Regions from separate parts of the Mus musculus genome. Here region 2 is linked to region 1. The links are chromatin loops, found by intact Hi-C in ENCODE. Cell type or tissue: heart. All regions are shown on one strand. Links, peaks and the distances in the headings refer to the core of each region. The heading gives the core; the rest is flanking DNA. Region 1 overlaps Zmym2 (zinc finger, MYM-type 2). Region 2 holds the start of Gja3 (gap junction protein, alpha 3).

Region 1 (9,284 bases), core at 784-8,783:
GGGTATGGAGAATACTGCTAAAGAACGCGTGGCAGGTACTCACAGGCATCCACATGAAGGCACGAGCTGCTAAACCTCTGGTTCACCTTTGTGTTGGAACCGTTTTCTTAGCCCAAAGAGCCAGCTTGAGCTGATTCAGAGTGCTCGGGGAAACAGCAGAGAACAATACATCTCAAATTATAGAAAAATTCAGGGTTAGTAGAAAGGGCAGTGTTGTTCTTGCAACGGTTCAGCGGCTAGAGAATCCTGTTTCCGTAATAATAACAGCTACAGCCTTGCCCTGCACCTGCTGTCTGATATGGCCCCTGCTGCAGCACCCCATACAGAGCAATAGCCTGCCTTCACCAAGCCCGAGGGCATGAGTGCCAAGTGGATAGGGATGAAATGCTTTTGCTGGTCCTCAGTTCAAAGTGGGAGAACTCAGTGCTAGCTAACACAGACCGATGTCCTAGACTCTATCTTCTGCGGAAGACAGGTCCTGGGCCTTTATTTGTTGTGTGGGCGGGATCCCGAGCCACCTCCCTTAAAGACCCTCAGGCAGAAGCTGAACTTGCCTTTCCCAGCCTCCTTTTCCACACCAAGCAACCCAGATCAGCTTGTCTAGTAAAACCTAAATATATGCTGAGAAAAGTGGTTTTATACTTATTTATCTTTCATGTGGGGGGGTCAGAATGGGGTCACATGTGAATCATGAGAATGTGGAGGTCAGAGGATAACTTGGTTCTCCCTACCACGTGGGTCCAAGGGAACAAAGTCATGTCGACCACCACCTTTATTCCCTCAGCCTTCCTGCCTCCCCAGGAAAGTGATCTCAAGAGGTACCAACTACTGCAGCTGCTTAGCCATCAACTCTACTCATGACCAGCCCTGCTCGCAGGTATTCTGAAATACTACTGTGCAGCTTCCTCACTGCTGGCTGCTGCTGAGTTTTGGCAGGAAGGACTCTTGTGGGAACCTGTACTTAAATCCCTTGTCCTCAATAGATGCCATGCTATCAGCCTCTCAAAATCCTAAATTGCTAAATGTTTTAATCCTACAAACTCCATCAGCGAGACACAGCAAAGAAGTAGCCAAGGCCAGCCCTGTGAGGCTCACTCTCTAAAGACACCTGCTGCCTCTGGTCCCTGAGAATGAGGCAGACCAGAACACCAAGCCCAAGGCACGCCAGGGAGCTCCCTTCCTTCTACAGGACTGGCAGTATGCGGCACTTAACAGGTAGAAAGCACCTTGCCTGACTTTGAGAGGCTGGGCTTGGCTCCACGCAGGGCTCTTGCAGGCTATGAGGTACCACTCTGCAAGAGCCCTGGACCAGGGAGAGGCTAAGGCCACTGGAAGCAACTAAACAGTCCTCCCTCACACACTCATCCATGCATCTTTAGTCAGCAGCTGTGAACTGCAGGCTTCTGGTTACGGGATCATCAAACCCCCACATCACTCTTCCCTCAAGCTCCCCTCGTTCTTTTCTTTTATTCTTGAGGGTGGTGGTGGTGGGGTATATGTGTAAGACAAAGATCTCAGTTTATAACCAAGGCTAGACTCTACCTCTCAATCCTCCTGCCTCAGATTCCCAAACGCAGGGACAGGGGTCCAATCATCACATTTGGCGTTCTACTCACTCTTCATGGGCTGTGATTTCACCATACACCACAGTTGCTTGTAAGGAGTTACCCAGACTGAAGTGACTGAAGACTCAGCTTTTTCTTTCCTCCTTTCTCTCAGTGCTAAGCCAAGGTAGAACTCAAGCCTAGTATATGTGCTAGCACTCTACCACAGAGCTCCATCAGCCCCTCAAACTAAATGTCTATCTCTATCAATAAATCTATATGGGGAAAAAATCCACTAAAACCTAAAAGATAATGCTGAGATGGGTTTGTATGTATTTGGAGCAAGACTTAGCAGAGATTGAAACACTTGAAGCTGATGGTAGCTGGTGGCCTCGGCAGGCCCCATGGTAGCATGCCTAAATCTACCCATGACTAAACCCACAGTGGCAAGGACCAACACCATGCACTCTCTTGGACCCTGGATCCACAGACTTTTGTTAAGAGAAATCACAATTTAATAGCCCCTTCTGGTCTTGCCACACTATTAAGCTTGGGGACTTAACAATGTAAACTTTTATTGTACTTTTGCATTCAAGGCCAAGCTGAAATTTCTTTCTCCCTGTGGTGTGTGTGTGTGTGTGTGTGTATGTGTGTGTGTGTGTGTGTGTTTGTGTGTGTGTGTTTGTGTGTGTGTGTGTGTGTGTCAAATCCCAGCAACCACATGGTGGCTCACAACCACCTGTAAAGTCTGAAGACAGCTACAATGTACTCACATTGATAAAATAAATAAATCTTAAAAAAAAAAAAGAAACTAGCTTTTGTTACAGGGGTAGAGATGTTTCTTAAAGAGCAAGTAAAAAATCACAAGGCAAACAATGCTACAATAGAAAACATAGTTCAGGAGAGGGACTTCCAACAACTAACATTAACCCGACAGCTGATGGTACAACCTCAGTCCATGCAACTCTGTATGGAAAGGGATCAATCTGCAACATAAGGATATACTGAGAGGTAAATAAAACAAGAGTATAAGTAAACAAGTAAACAAAGAAAGGAGGAAGAGAAAGAAATAAATTGTAAAAAAGGAAACAAAACAGAAAATTGTTACTATTGCCTTTCAAGAGAGGAATGCACTTGACTCCTGACTTGCCAGCAGTCAGTAACACTACCCATTCGAGAAGACATTTTTATTAAAGATGAGACCCAACAGATAAACATTTGCAACCAACCACTTCCGATAACAAAGTATTGGCTTTGACCCCCACTTAAACAAAATGAGCAGTCCTGTCAAATAAAGGGCATTCCATTGGGGCTTTAATAGAATATAGTGATTTTTCTGTAAATTTTCATCTTGCAGTAGAAGCCTTGTGGGAATTCTATTAAGTACCTCATAATGTCATCATAAGTACCTTATTTTTTTTCCTATTGTTTCTTTCCTAGAGCCTAGCATATTCTCTGGTCCTTTACAGATGTTTATAGATGAGAGCACTGTGCCTTGGTGCTAGCAGTGGTGGCAGTGACTGAGCCCTCCGTGTGTGGCTATCACTGGCTCTCCTGTGACCACTTACCACCTGCCTCCTAGCTTCCAAAGCTTCTTGCACACCTATTATTTTTGGCATACACACACTTGCCATTTTGTATCAAGAAGAGTTCTGGGTTCTAGGTCACTTGGACTTCCTGCTTCACACCTGGCTGAACTGTACAGTGGCTCCAGAGCACACTTCTAAAGCCCCAGATGGCATTTCTGCCATTGGCTTGTGTGACACAGGCCTTTAAATTGTGAGTGATAGCACCACCTTGCAGGTGGTATTACACTGGAATGATTGCTCTTAAACCCACAGGAATTTTGACTGGTGTCAGGGAGCCTCACACTTTAGGGCAAACACTCTAGCTTTGGTGAAAAGCACAGATGTAACAGCATAAATATGGCCCAGGTAGAGCTCAGGATAGTTAATTTAAGTGGAATAAAACGTAGGTGCAGAGCACTGCCTCTGTACTAGGCTTTCAGACTGACATCATAAAAAATAGTCTAACCCAGAACAGGAAGGGTTAGATGGGCTTTGCTGAGAATATTTTTATCTCCCTCTAACTACACGCCCTGTTCCTTTAAGGATTTGTGGCTGATTTTGACTAGGTTTCTAACCAATGTTACGAACACAGCTCCTCTAAAGCCCATGCAGACTACTAACCAGGTGCCCACATCTGGCCCCAGACCCCAACTCTCTTGTATTGAAATGGAAGGCCTAGAACTCAAAAGGCAGCAGGAGAGTAGCAGCATTCAGGATGAGTCAGCAGAGACCCAGGTAAGACACAGATGCTCACAGGCACATTCTTATACATCATTCCAGTCTACTTAAAAACCATTATTCAACAAACATTTTTATGTGCACTAGTGTTTTGCATACCTGTATGTCTGTAAGGTTGACAGATTCCCTGGAACTGTTGTTAGACAGGTTTGAACTGTCACGTGTATTCTGGGAACTGAACCAGGATCCTCTGGAAGAATAGCCAGTTCTCTTAACCACTGAGCCACCGCTACAGTCCTGCAACATGTATATTTACACCTAATACGTGCCAGAACTTTCCTAGGTACTTTCGATGGGGAGTGGGGGGATGACTATACCCCCATTACATTACATTCACACAAAGTATAATGTATACTCTGCTCTTGTAGCAAGGAGACATTTAAAAAAGAATGGGACAGACATGTACAAATAAATCTCTGAAGACAGAAATCTCACATCTGGGAGATTTTCTCTGCTATTTCCATCTTGCATTTCCTTCTGGACAGAACTGGAAACATGTCAGTAGAGATGCCTGGAATTTCAGTCAGATAGAAAGAGCTGGTTTCACTGTGAGCTGGTACTAGGTATAGTGCTTCACTTAAAGGCCCAGGTGCCCATCTTAGCCAACAGTCTCCCCAGCTACAGACCGTATCCTGGAGAGGAGGGGCCAGGCTCTATGTCCCATTCCATTCTCAGCATGTGACCAAGTCCCTGCAGGATGGTCAGTTTGTTGAATAGATGATTGGATCCTGTGAAAATAGCTCTCCACAAAGGTATCTTGCTTACATACTTAGGCTACAAATGCTCAAAAGGGTGGAAAGTTATTATTACATTTTAGTAATTCTGAATTCAATGGTGAATCTAAAGTTATCACTTGTATATTTTATTCCTATTTTATGCACTCTTAAAATCCAAGTGGGGCCAGGTGTAGTGGCATATTCCTTTAGTCCCAGAATCTGGGAGACTGAGGACGGTGGATCTCTGAGTTAGACAACAGCCTTGTCTACATAGTGAGTTCTAGGACAGTCATAGGTACATAGTAGACTGTATAAACAAAACCCAAATGCAAATTTTACAAATTTATCTCTACTTCTCCCTCAACAAAAAAAAAGCCTAAATATTTTACTAAAAATACCAATCTATTACATTTATCACCAATCCCTTATTAATAATACTTAAAAATTCTGAAAAAACTTTTTCCCCCAAGTCTGTGACAGAGATGGACTTACACTGTGTACACATAGCTTATGCCAGTCACATTCTTGGTTCTTTTTTTTTATTATTTTCTTTATATACATTTCAAATGCTATTCCAAAAGTTCCCTATACCCTCCCCCCACCCTGCTCCCTTACCTACCCACTCCCGCTTCTTGGCCCTGGCATTCCCCTGTACTGGGACATACAAAGTTTGCAATACCAAGGGGCCTCTCTTCCCAGCGATGGCCGACTAGGCCATCTGCTACATATGCAGCTAGAGACATGAGCTCTGGGGGTACTGGTTAGTTCATATTGTTGTTCCACCTATAGGGTTGCAGACCCCTTCAGCTCCTTGGGTGCTCTGTCTAGTTTCTCCATTGGGGGCCCTGTGTTCCATCTTATAGATGACTGTGAGCATCCACCTCTGTGTTTGCCAGGCACTGGCATAGCCTCATACGAGACAGCTATACCAGGGTCCCTAATAACAAGGTGGTGCCCCAACCCCATTAACATCAATCTACAGCACATAATTCACCCGTAAAGAGCCTATATTACAAGATTCCCAAGGACTTTAAATATAGTATGAATACCACAAACACAAATAGATACCATGCTGTGCTCTACTGCCACCTTCTGACAGCAACTTAGAACTACAAAATTGTGCATTTGAGAGAGGCAAACCCTGTTTGAAGTAGTTCTGATAGATGAGACACTACCTCAAATGAGCAACAACAAACTATTAACATGTGATCAGTGTCTGAATGTTTTATATTGTATAGAGCTAAGAACTCACTATGACTTAGTGAGCTGAGTTTATTCCAAAAGCAATTGCTGTGGAAATCCCTCTACCAGTGTAGAATAACCTGCAACATGTTGCACATTGTGTGTTCCACTTACTGTACAGAACTTAGAAACTGGATTGCTTTTGATTCACTGTAGCCAAGGTCCTTGTAGACATGGCTAACGCCTGGTAAATATTACAGGTCTGTGGTTGGGAGCTACTTCATACTCATACACTGGGTTGGGCTGAAAGCTATAGACCAGGGCTGATACCATCACTGTCCAGAACTACTCTGACCATTTCTACTGGAGCACCTGCAGTCACAGGACAATCTACACCACATTCACAGGCAGTGATGGTCTCTTAAACAAATGTAGAGCACAGCAGCAGCCTTTGGGAGTACTTCTATCTTGTTCACAGCCTTCTGAAGATGGAGAGTGCATCCATTATGTAGGTGTATCTTGTTTAGAAGTACTTTGACACACTTTTCTACGTACCCTGGAGAGCAGCAGTTCTGTAGTACACACACATACAAAAAAACCGTGTAAAAAGCTGGGCCTAGTGGCGCACTGCTTTGATCCTACTACTCAGGAGGCAGAGGCAGGCCAGCAGCCTGATCTATAGTGCAAGTTCCAAGACAGCCAGGGTCACACGAAGAAACCCTGTCTTGATAAATCAAGAGAAAAAAGGGAAGTGTGTAGTAAACAGTTGTGTGTTAATATCACTGTGCAGTTTTGAGTTGGACTTTAAAAACTGATATGGTTTCTGTACTAAAGCTGTTTTAGACCTTCCCCATCTCCAAGAAAACATACTAAGTGAATCACAAGGATCGACTGTCAGTCTGTGAGGTGCATTGTAACCAAGCTCAATTTGCTACTCGAGAATCAGAAACGCAAGCAGTACTGGGCTTTAGAAACCTCAAGCCCTGCCATTCTTACTGTCACTGTGCTTCGAGAGAGAGAGAACATGGTCAGTTTGGAGCTCAGCTGTGATACCATGGCCTGTGGCTCTCCAGTCCCACACGAGCTGAGATGTTTGGCAACACACGATCAATCTGGAGTCTGTAACGATTCCGACACTCAAAGTGTTTGTGTGTTGTCATGACGGCCCTTCAACAGTTTTGGATTTTTAAGACCATCGCAGATCTCAGATTTTCAAACTAGGAATGTTCAGTTAGTCACTTCTGTCCACAAGTTAAATCTTAAACTTGTATTTTGGTCTAAATCCATCAGCTTGTGATTCGGTAATGAGGCTGTCCCCTGCCTTTTATTATAGGACATTTTCCTACCCAATTCATCTCACCATGCGGTAAGCACAGTGGTTTATGATTATCCATCTTCCAGATGAAGATGCAGAGTAGCTGTTTCTACTCCCAGCCCCTTAACAAGACATTGACCTGTTGTAGATAGAAGCTTCCAAACTGGTGACACTCTGCAATTGGTGTAATCCCAAGGACACAGCAGAAAAGAATTAGTAAACTTGAGCAAACTTCAGTCTAAACATACATAATGGCTTGTCAGGGGTAAAACTGATAATTCTGCAATTAAGTTAGTGAAATTTGTTCTTTAAAATGCTTTCACCCAGACACGAAAGTCATGTCTTTTTGTTTTTTTGAGAGAAACTAAAGAAACTTACAATTAATGGTAGCTTAGAACAAAAGCAGAGCCGTGTAATGATACCCCCCTTGAAAATAGCTGGCCAGATAAAAACATTAATGTTTAGTAATTTATGACTGTATTTAGGATATTTAAGACATTTAGGACCACAGACTGAGTGGCACCTATGGTAGGGAAATGCAAACTCAAACTTGCCATTTTCTGTCCTCTCCAGCGGGACTGTCCTCTCTGCTCCATATAATGAGTCACCCCGGTTTGCAAACCACAATTGGCCAAGACAAAGGGAAGCCAGAAAAAGCAGTGTAAATTAGAAAGCATAGGACAATATGCACCCTTCTCCTATTTCAGTATGAACACTCCAATAACCACTCCATTTCATGAAAGAAAAACATGAGTTACAATTTGAGTAAAAAGTACTTTTATGGGGAAAAAAAAAGACTGAGCGTCTTGCCTAGAAAAATCCTTTAATATCTCATGTTACCTAATACAGTAAAAGCCTTTTGAAATGCGTTAAGGATTCAGTTTGCATGGGAAATCCACCTGCCTCAGAATAGCTAGTCATCTTTTTCATTGAACGATTTTAAGTGGCAAAATCGTTCAGAACAGAAAAATATAGTATCTTCAATAGACATCTCAAGACAATAAAGTTATATTTACAGGATGCTGTCTATAATCAGAAGTCACCAAGAAATAAAAATAAACTATCATTTCAATGTCCTTTCTCTCAGCAGTTAGTTATGGCCACACACTAAAGACAGCCAAGAATCAAGGAAATGTGTTCCAGGTGAAATAAATTTCCCAGAACAATTCTCATAAAATAGTTTGTTTTTCTTTCCCCCTGAGAATCAAGTAGATCAATCATTGGATTGCATGAGACAAAGGCAAGCTCTAGATCCTCTATCATGTACGATCAAACTTCTGTAGGCATTTCTGCTTAGAAAAGCTAAAATGTACAAACAATAAAAACTAAATAGCAAGACACGGTGCTTAGTAGTACCACGGCAGAAATTTATGGTATTGGTAAAATATACATGTGACATTTGTGGGTAAATTTATTGCTTTTTTTTGATGGGCTATAGCACCACTCTGAAGAATAGAAGATGGTTAGGATTAACCAGTCTTTAATCACAATATGCATTTCTAGTAAAAGTGCTTCAGAAGGCGCGCTGAAAAGCCAAGAAACATCTGCATTCTGTTGTTAAGTGTTTCCAGCTTCACTTAACAGGCGAGGGGCAGGTCTGTCTTAGTAAAGTATGGAGCTGCCACTATCAGTCTGATGATTCAAATAGAAAACCAAGGGACTGAAGTTATTCAAACTTATAAAAATTTAGAACACTATAAATTTTCATGCCAAAAACATTTCAGATAGTTATTGCTTAAACGAGCAGTAGCTATACCTGTGAAATTTTCAAAATCATGATTGAGAAAATTTCTTTACTTGCTAAAATTTATGCTAAAGAAGAGAGAAATTGATAAGGGCTATATACTGTCTAGTCACTATGGAAAACAATTTCCCTCAGAACTATTTTGAAAACTAGTATCACCATGGTGATTTCAGGATTCAGAAATAAGAAGGAAACATCACACATGCTATATACAAAGTCAGCTAAATAACTGATAATTTTCAGATACCACTTTACTCAGTCTTTAGAAAGTATAATTTGAAGTAGATTTCCTTAATCTAAAAGTTATGAACAGATAAACTGCTATGCAGAAGCACAAAAGTATTTTAAATGTAATCTTCTATAAGAAGTAATTAAATTTCAAAGCCAAACAACCTAGTAGCAAGCAAGATTTCCTCTGACACTGGCACTGGCACCATCCACCAGCTTCTGTTTCTTCAGTCTCCTGGACTAGTCAGC
Region 2 (9,284 bases), core at 515-8,514, 92 kb before region 1:
TAGTGGCTCCCGGGACAAGCGAGCCAGATGCTGCAGGGGCTAGCTGGAGAGAGTTGCCGGTGCTGGCAGGAGCGCGGGAGTGTGGTTCGGCCCCACAGAGAGTTGGTGGGTTCATTTTTTTAATATTTCCTGCAACAACCTGGAAGGAGAGAAGAGAAAGGGCCAAATGATCAATTTCTAAAACAACTCTGTTATGAAGACAATAAAAAAAAAACCCCACCAGCTTCTTATGAAATAAAAAGGTGCAACTGAGGGCTAGATAAACCCTTCCTGGGGCCAAGCTTGGTTCTGGGCAATACCAAGTCAGAAATCACTCCACAGATTTTCCTACTCTTCCAGGAACACCACTTCCTAGTTCCTACCATGCAGGACCACAAGCAGGGCAAATCACAAGAACAGATGTCGATTTCTGTCAGTGTTTTGATCAAAGGTATAGCGGCCCATCTGGTAAGGGTGCTGCTGGCACTCTGAGGTGACACACAGCATCGTACAATAGGAGATAAGAGCACTAAGGAGCCGCCGGAGAAGAGACAGGATGGTCACCTCAAGTTTAGAGCCAGCCTGATCTACATAGTGAGGTCCTGTGTCAAAATCCATGCAAAGCAAAACAAACAAAAAGTCTTCAGTATCAGCCACAGGCTCTGCCCTGGTGCCCTTAGCAAACCCCAGCCACTTCCCACAGACCCGTGACTAACCCCACATTTGAGCCAGGCCTGGTGGCTGATGCCTGGACTCCCAGCACAGCAGAATCAACACAATCATAGTGATTTCTCTGTTTTGTTTTCACAGTGCTAGAGACTGAACCCAAGGCAATCCGACAGATTACCTAACCCCTTCAGAGCTCCCCCGGGCCTTAGAGCATGTGATGTAACTTGCTCCTGCCACGGTTGCTATGTCCTCTACACAGATCCTGCATGTGCTGGAGGTCAGTCGGATGAGGAGCAGGCCGTTATTTTATTTATTTATTTATTTATTTATTTTACCGCAGGAAAAATCTCTGTATAGCCTGGGTTGGTTTCAAACTCACAGTCATTCTGCTGCCTCAGCTTCCTAAATCCTGAGAATACAGACTTGTGCCAACAGGCCTTCTTTGACTACTGTTGTCTCATTAAGACTTACACGTGCCTATGAATTCACTTTTTTTTTTTTTTTTTTTTGGTTTTTCGAGACAGGGTTTCTCTGTGTAGCCCTGGATGTCCTGGAACTCACTCTGTAGACCAGGCTGTCCTCGAACTCAGAAATCCGCCTGCCTCTGCCTCCCGAGTGCTGGGAATAAAGGCGTGTGCCGCCATGCCCGGCTTGAATTCACTTTTTAACAAACACTGTTAATCCTTCTGTGGAGAGAGATCAGCACAGCTCAGCACCACGGATGCTTTGAGTACAGGAAGTGGGGCCTCCCCCAACCCCAACCCCAAAGTCTTAGATGACCAGATGTTCGATAAATAATTGAGCTTGTTACAAACGTGCTATTAAAGACATTTATATCCCCAAGTAACGAGACATTGCCCTGTCAATTAGTCTAATTGTTAATGAACAGTGCTGTCTACACTACTTTTAAAAAACTCAAGCAGGGGAATTTTATATGTTGTAAACTTTGGTGCTTAAAGATTCATTAAATTCTGTCCTAACAAGATCAAACACAAGCTTGCTGTGTTACTCTGAGCTGTCACACTGAGGTAGGACAGACACAGTCAACAGATGTGGGTTCAATTTTCATCCCACACACAAAGCAGAGTCATTCAGAGAAGCAATTCTGGCTGCTACCACCAGGGGACGCCACACACAAACACATTTTTACTCTAGTGGCTACTGGGGTAAAGCTCCCTTATCACCCAGGTTCTGGGCACCTGCCACAGAGCCAGGCTCACTGTGTATCATCAGCCTCAAAATGCTGCTAGAACATAGAGATATGATCCAGCTGAGAATCCCTGTCTAGTCAGTTTGTCTTATGTGTGCATATGTATATATCTACTCTCAAATTACCCTAAATGCAGTCTTTGTTAAAAATCCAACAAGAAGCAAACTTTTACAGCCAACTATTAAACCATGTAGTGATTGTATTGGTTGTCACCTAGAAAATATGTATTATGACAAGTGCAAGTCTTTTTTGTCTTTGCATAATATCATGTAAAATGTTCATATATATATATATATATATATATATATATATATATATATATATATATATAAAATCGTCTTCCTCATTTTAAGCACGCAGTTCCTGTGGCTTTAAGCACATCCACACTGCAAATGCCTCCCATTCTGTTTCCAGAACTGAAATCCCACACCCACCACTAACTCTGCGTTCTCCACTCCATGAGTCCCAGGAACTTAATACCTTTTTTTTTTTTTTTTTTTTTTTTGAGAAAGGATCTCAGGCAGTCCGGGCTAACCTTGAACTCCCAATCTTTCCACCTCCACTTCCCACGTGCTGGAATAACAGGTGTGTGCTTCCATACCTCAGTCTCTATGCTTGTTTTGATTTTTAAACAGAGTTTCCCCCATCTGCCTCAAGACAGTCTCAAATTCCCACCAAACCGCCTGAGTCTCAAATGCTGAAACTATATTTACCTGGCTTTAGTTTGACAGCACGCACGTCTTATATGTTAACTCAGACAGCATCTGTTCCTGTTGTAGCTGGCTTTTTCATTGCCATATGATCTATCTTCATATCAATTGTACATTCATGTTCTTTTCTAAGGCCAAACAATATTTTACAGCACTTAAAACCTCATCTGTGCGCCCATCCATCTTTCTGGGAGCATCTAGATTACTTCCACCTTTCCACTCTTGAACTGTGTTATGAAGTGGGTGTGCAAAGGGTATTTGCAGTTACACATTTTAAATCTATTTCCAATAAAAAGTTGCAAATCATTATTATACTTCTGGCTTTACCAATACAATACTAGAGTTTGTCCAAGACGGTGCAAGTCTTTTAATACTTCTGATGCTTCTGTGGGGAGAAGTATTCTTGTATTTCTTGGAGAGAATAAAAACAACAGAAAAATAAAACCTTCTAGAATAACATTTCTGGATTTCAAAAGAACCTAGGCAGGTGTGCAGTGCAGGCTGCCATCACGGCCCTGGGATGTCTGCAGGAGGTTCCGGTTGAGACCAGGTCCCGCTCCCGGAGACCCTGTCTAAGAGACAAAACGAAATAAAACAAAACTGTATCCATGTGTTACCAAGTCCTGCAGGAGACCGGCTTCACGTCTCTTCATAAGCTTTGTTTTCTTTCTCGTTGGAATACGCTTAAATTCAGACTCGAACAGAACGACTGAATTCTTCAAAGTCAGCGGATTGCAAACCCAAATAGAGCCAAACTTTTTAATGAAGCAATAGGTCTTTAGGGGGACTGTAAAACAACCAGAAATGCACATTTTCCCTTATTCCTAAAATAAATCCATCACTCATAAAGGGACTTTGGGGATCCCTTCTAAAACTGCCACCAACATTCAGTGAATTATTATTTACTAATGATTAGCTGCTGTTCAAGTCCTGTTAGACCCTAGGAAGCCAGAGGAAATGGACAAGGCCAAGATTCTGTCCCTCTCGGTGTCGGTGTCTTATGACTCTCAGAGAAACTCCGAGGGTTAGACACATTAAAAGCCTCACCCCGATGCGGACAAGCTAACCGGACCACACTCTGCCATCCCATCCCCAAGACCGTCTGGAACAACTTGCCCGCAGGGACATCTTCCCCAACACTTCAGGCCATGCCAAGTTTCAAGCGCCTTGGAACAAGTTAATTTAAAAAAATTAGAATCCGTGGAGCTGTCGGCTAATTTGTGTCCGCCTGGAAGCAGGCTGGCGGCCGCTATTTATAGCTTGTTGCCCGCGGGGGCGTCTCTATCCGACAGGGTGAGACAGGATTCCGGCTGGGACTCGCCCGAGGAACAAGTCTGCATCCCCAGGCGGCGACACCCGGGCGCGACCGAGGCGCCCTCCCGACGCCCACGCGCGCAGCGCCCAGGCCGCTCTGGCAGTCGGTTGTGCCTTGCTCCCGCCCCGGCTGTCCACTCCTGCCCTATAGGACCCGGCCCTCGGGTGTCTGCGGCCGGGAACCCCATCCGACACCTGCGGCGGATCGGCGGAGCTGAGAGAGCCCGGACGAGGAGCGCGCGTGGTGCGCACTGGGGTGCAGGTGGCGCCCGAGGATGTGGGCGCGCGAGGAGGGGGCAGGTGCCAGCTTCCCCAGACGGGACCCGGTGAGGGGCGCAGGGGCGTGGCCTGTGGGATGCGGGGAGGCGTGGCTGGCAGAGTGGGAGGTGGCGAGGGCGTGGCGGGGCGACAGGGCAGCGGCGTGGGGCGCCAAGTGCGGTGCGTACCGCGGTGGTGGGGATGGCGGCCGGGGCGGAGAGGCCCGGCCCTAGCGCGGGGCGCTCGTGGGAAGAAGGGGCACCGCACGAGTAAAGAGGGAGCCTCCTTTACAGAGCAGGCCGAGCCCGACTGGGCGAGGAGCGCCGGTGCCGCCGCGGCCGAGCGGGGTAAGGCAAACTGGGAGTTCCAGGGCCATATTGGGGACCCGACAGCACCAGGGGTGGCGGGACGCGGCGCTGTCACCCCTGGGCAAGGCCCTGTTGCTCCCCGATCTTGGGAGGCTTTCGTGATTCTTTGGATTGTTGTGGGGTGCAGTAGGGCTGGGGAGCTGAGCCTTGGGAAACTTTGGGAAAGATTACTGTTCTTCTAGACTCCTAAAGACCTGGGCGGAGCGCCTGCTCTCTTTAATGGACGGTCAAAGCTGGGTCGAGATGGTTTGCCCTTGGGTTGGGGAAAGCAACCAGTCCCTATCCCCAAACAGCAGGGATCCTAAGGTCATTTTAACCTGCAAGTGGCCTGCAAGTGGCGGGGTACATTTGTAGTGTTTGATTGGAAAGAAACAAGGAGGGCCCACTTTTCTCAGAAAAAAAAACTTTTAGAAGTTTATTTTCTTCTTAAATACTTTAGTTGTTAGTACCACGACCCAGCTTCTTGATCTGTACGTGTGTGGCGGTGCACACGAGTAAAGACTGTACATGTTTGGAAGAGCGCCCTTAGCTGCCTTCTACAATAATCTTTTCATTAAGAGACTTGTAGTGACATTAAATTCCAGTGGCGGGCAGCTGTTTGCTTTCTGTCCACTCTTTACACAGGTAACTAGAATTCACTCTCTTGATCAGCCGTCTTGGTACCTGAATAATGTGAAAAGGGCTTCAGCTCTCCAGTTTTCCTTTTATCACGACGCCTCCAAAACGTGCCACTTAACAGCGGCTGTGTAAAACAGCCAGGAAGTGAATTGTGCACAGGCTCTCTCTTGGAATTCAAAACTATGACGATCTGTAATCTGTGCATCACTTCACACACTGCCCTTCTGTCGTGCCGTGAAATATATTGCAAGACAAACATGGAAAGATTAAACTGGAGTAAGGGAGGGGCTTTTCTAAATATCAGTTGTGTTCAAAGTAAAGAGCTAACTTGGCACAAAGTCTCCTGGCTCAGCAGTTTGGCCTCTGTTGAGATAAGCATCAAACAGGGCAATGCTTTGCCCTGTAGTGTGAAGCAGTTTACAAAACGGTCCCACGGGGACAGACAGTGCAGTTTGCTGACCAGCACGTGGCTGGAAGTGGTCGGACTTTAAAATGGCAGGAAACAAAAGTTGACTCTTTGTCGATAAGGAAAGAATTTTAACCAATTTTTTTTTCTGAACAGCACTAAAATTTTAGGGTTTTCTGTTCATTTTTCATAGCTGAATGACATATGATGGGTTTGGAACTTCCTTGCAGCCAGCCTGACGTATGTAGAAACTGGGACTACATCCTGCATTGCTTGAAAGCATGTCTAACAGTACCTAGGACACACAGCCTTAAGAACTCCACCATGTCACAGTCCCATGAACATTAATAAACATACACATTGGTAACTTGCCAGTGTGTGTGAGGACATTCAGAGGATTGAAGGGCCCCCAGGAAGCCTTTCACTTGTGCAGAAAGCCTGGTCCTAGGATCTGGATGTGAAGAAACCCAGACAAACTCAGCTGGTGGCTGGACTCACTTGTGTCTGTCCACCCATCCTTCTGTGGGGCTCCAGGACTAGGCAACCAGGGTCTATATTGCATCTATCCATTTTCCCCATGCCTGCCTCTTCCACGGCCTGCAAACAAGTCTCCAGAGGCAAGGACCACAGTCTTGTTGAGTGTTCACAGCACATACAGCTGCACACAGGATATATTTAATGTTTCCTGGAGAGAGAAACGCACCTGCTATGGTTCATGGGGCCATAACAGCACATGGGACCAGTCTGCTTATGGTTTCACTATATATAGTGCAGAAAGGCAAGAAAATAATAAAATATCACCTACATTTTTATTCTTACAGGGTGCTAAATTCTCCCTCAATAGTAATTAGATTAGCAGCCCAGAGCTGGCTTTTTAAAACCTGTCACAACTTCAGAAGTGTGAAGTCGTTTTTTACACTTGTGTATTTTATTCTTTTTGTTTTGTTTTTTGAGACAGGGTCTTTGAGACAGTAGCCCTGGCTTACGTAGAACTCTCCATGTAGACAAAACTGACTTCAAACTAACAGAGACCCACCTGCCTTAGCCTCTGAGTGCTGGATTGATGGCCTGTGCCACCATTTCTGGCTCATGTAACTTGTTCTTTCGTTTGAAGAATTTTCAGTTTATTTAGTCATTTGCAAACTAATGGTACTAAGTATGAAAATTGCTCATTTTTTTCTTCAGGCAACTCACCCCACTATCTCCATACTAAATTCTATGCTAATCTGTTCGTGAAAATTTATTTCTTGTTAATTTAAAAGTGAGTATTTTAGCTGGGCATAGTGCCTTGTAATCCCAGTGCTGGGAAAGCTGTGGCAGGATTGCTGTGAGCCTGAGGCCACCCTAGACTACGAGAGTTCCCTGACAAGTTAAGCTGAAAAAAAAAAAACCCAGATATTTTGATATGCCGTTTCTGTTTATTATAAAGTGAACAATAGCATCCTATAACCATTGAGGTGCGGGGTTTGTTCACTAAGAGTAGAAATATTTGCATTTTAAGATGATGTTTCCGGTGACATGACGAACAAGGTCACTGGGCTGTCCTTAACTCCTTTTAGGGAGTCTGCATACATGTGTGTCTGGCATGTGAATCACAGCACACGCGGAGTAAGAGGACCAGGCTGTAGCATTGATCCTGCCTTTATAAGGTTGATCTAACGTTTTGCTGAGTCCATCGATTGAACGTGAGAGATCACGCTTGTTCAGCGGGAGTTTTACCTGGAGAGCCATCTCACCAGCCCCTGGGAATTTTGACGGAAGTGTCCCTTTAGCCACTCTCACTGGCAAAAGCTTATAGTGTACTGTAACCTGTCTGCCTTAACACGCATGCTTAACACGTGTGTTCAAGTGTGCAGACTTATAGGATGCAAAGGGCAACACCTGGGACCTGAGCGATCTGCCTACGGCTTCCCCTTGAAGGCGTGTGGAAGGGGAGTGTGGCCAAGAGTTGCAGGTGAGGTTCCTTGCTGGCATTGGCACTATGGGCTGTGCAACCTTGAGCAAATCTCAATACCCCCTCTGGGCTGCCACTTCCTGGGCTGTAAACGAGGACGATAAATGAGACACTTCCGAGGTTCTTAGCGCCGCGGCTGTTTCCGTACGCCAGGTGCAGCAGGTAAGACTCCAGATGACATCACTCTGGCTATACAGTAGAATTACCTTTTAATTGTTTGCAGGATCAGAGCTAGAAAAGCCAATCAGGCTGCCCGACTTAGGCATTTTAGGCGTACCAAGAGCCTGCTGAGATCTCTCGTATATTAAAGTATTCCATGGTTTCTTCCACTGCAATATATCCTTGCCCAAACCACCCCTTAGAAAGTAGAGTGTTGGTAAGTCCCATTTCACCTGAAGGTGATTACTTTTTCATTACTCAGTTATTACGTTTGGAGGAAGAAGTTGAAGTGAGTCCTTCGAAATTAACAAGTGATGTTTAGTGAAATGTTTTGCTAAGTGACGATTCCCTTGGGTTTCATGGATCTTTTAAAAGACTGACAATGTGCTGGAGTAACTAGCCCAGGGCATTGGAGAGTTGGCCAGGGTAGAAGATGGAGGCCCTGGGTGTCAAAGGCCCCAGTGTGATTCATGACAGCAAGCCTTGGAGGTGTGGCCAGTTGCTAGCATTTTGTTGATGTTAGAACTCTGTAGAAAAGGCCACTTAAAGCTGATTCCCAGAGACAATATTTCTCTTGTTCAAGTATTTCAAGAAGAAAGAATTCTATTTAAAAATTAAGTGTTTTGTTAACTTGCCTTTCTTCAATACAAAGCAGTAAAGACCTTTAGTTCTTTTTTTAAACATTTTTTTTTAGATTTTTGCCTAAATATGTGCATTATAGATGCTTGCCTGGTGCCCTTGGAGGTCAGGAGAGGGCTTCAGATGCCCCGGAATTGGAGTTATAGATGTGAGCCACCATGTGGGTGCTGGGAGCCTTTGAAACTACCATCCTCTGAAGAGCAACAAGCACTTGTAACCACTGAGCCACCTCTCCAGCCCCAAGGCCTTTATAATCAAATGAGCACTTGTTGCTACTACTTACAAATCAAAATTAGCTCTCTCTGGTGTCTCTACAGTCCCAGCTACCAGGGAGGCTGAGGTGGAGGATTGTTTCAGCACAGGAGTCCAGAGTCAGGCTAAATAGCACCATCTGGTCAAGGGCTTGCCTTGCAAGTGTGGGGGTTTAATACCTAGACCCTATGTATCAATGCCAGGCAGGAGCTTGCAGAGGTGGCTCAGCAGGTAAAAGCATTTGCTATGCCGGCCTGAGAGCCCGAGCTCAGTTCCCTAGCACCCACATAAAAAGCCGGGTGTGGCCGTGAGCATACCCATGCCCCGTCACGGACAGAATGGGGGAGTCCCTGTGGCTTGCTCCAGGCTCAGAGGGAGACCCTGACTCCTGAGAGTAAAGTAGTCAACGACAAAACAAGACACATAGCCACATAGTGTCCTCTCTGGTCTCTGCATGCACTGATGTATGTTGTCCACCCCCTCCCATAAATACATACACTCAACACCAAAAAAATTAACTAAAAAAAAAAAAAAAAACGTCCAGCATGGTGTCACACTCGTGCTCCTAGTGGTGGAGAAACCGACTGCAGATGCTTGAGACTTGCTGGTCTCCTTGCTGAGCACCACCAGTGAGAGACTGTGTCTCCAAAGGAGTGACATCCAAGGTTGTCCTCTGGGACACACATACACACAGTCGTAACAAAATAAAGTTAAAAGCAGTTCTCGCTAGCTAGGTTTTCAAATCCCA

What was found. Peaks named below come from ENCODE experiments on the same cell type or tissue, not always from the same donor. Only the 100,000 strongest peaks of a DNase experiment are listed, where the experiment ranks them.
Region 2: it touches region 1 in a loop (12-fold over the local background); 37 of 42 quality-filtered maps call a loop at or near these places.

What each region holds. Positions count from the first base shown.
Region 1 is chr14:56,960,944-56,970,227 of GRCm38, reverse strand. Zmym2 (zinc finger, MYM-type 2) reads right to left here. Exons shown (of 25, transcript NM_029498.4): 25 at 7,870-9,284. Among named protein-coding and RNA genes, the nearest start is that of Gm36789, 36 kb to the left of the region's middle. In heart, for the core only: a CTCF peak has its summit at 5,654 (motif pointing left); no DNase peak of the experiment used is centred there.
Region 2 is chr14:57,052,730-57,062,013 of GRCm38, reverse strand. It overlaps Gja3 (gap junction protein, alpha 3), which reads left to right and starts at 4,291. Exons shown (of 2, transcript NM_001271623.1): 1 at 4,291-4,487. In heart, for the core only: a CTCF peak has its summit at 1,769 (motif pointing right); a DNase peak (open chromatin) is centred at 4,133; H3K4me3 peaks cover 1,593 bases; H3K27ac peaks cover 768 bases; H3K27me3 peaks cover 4,105 bases.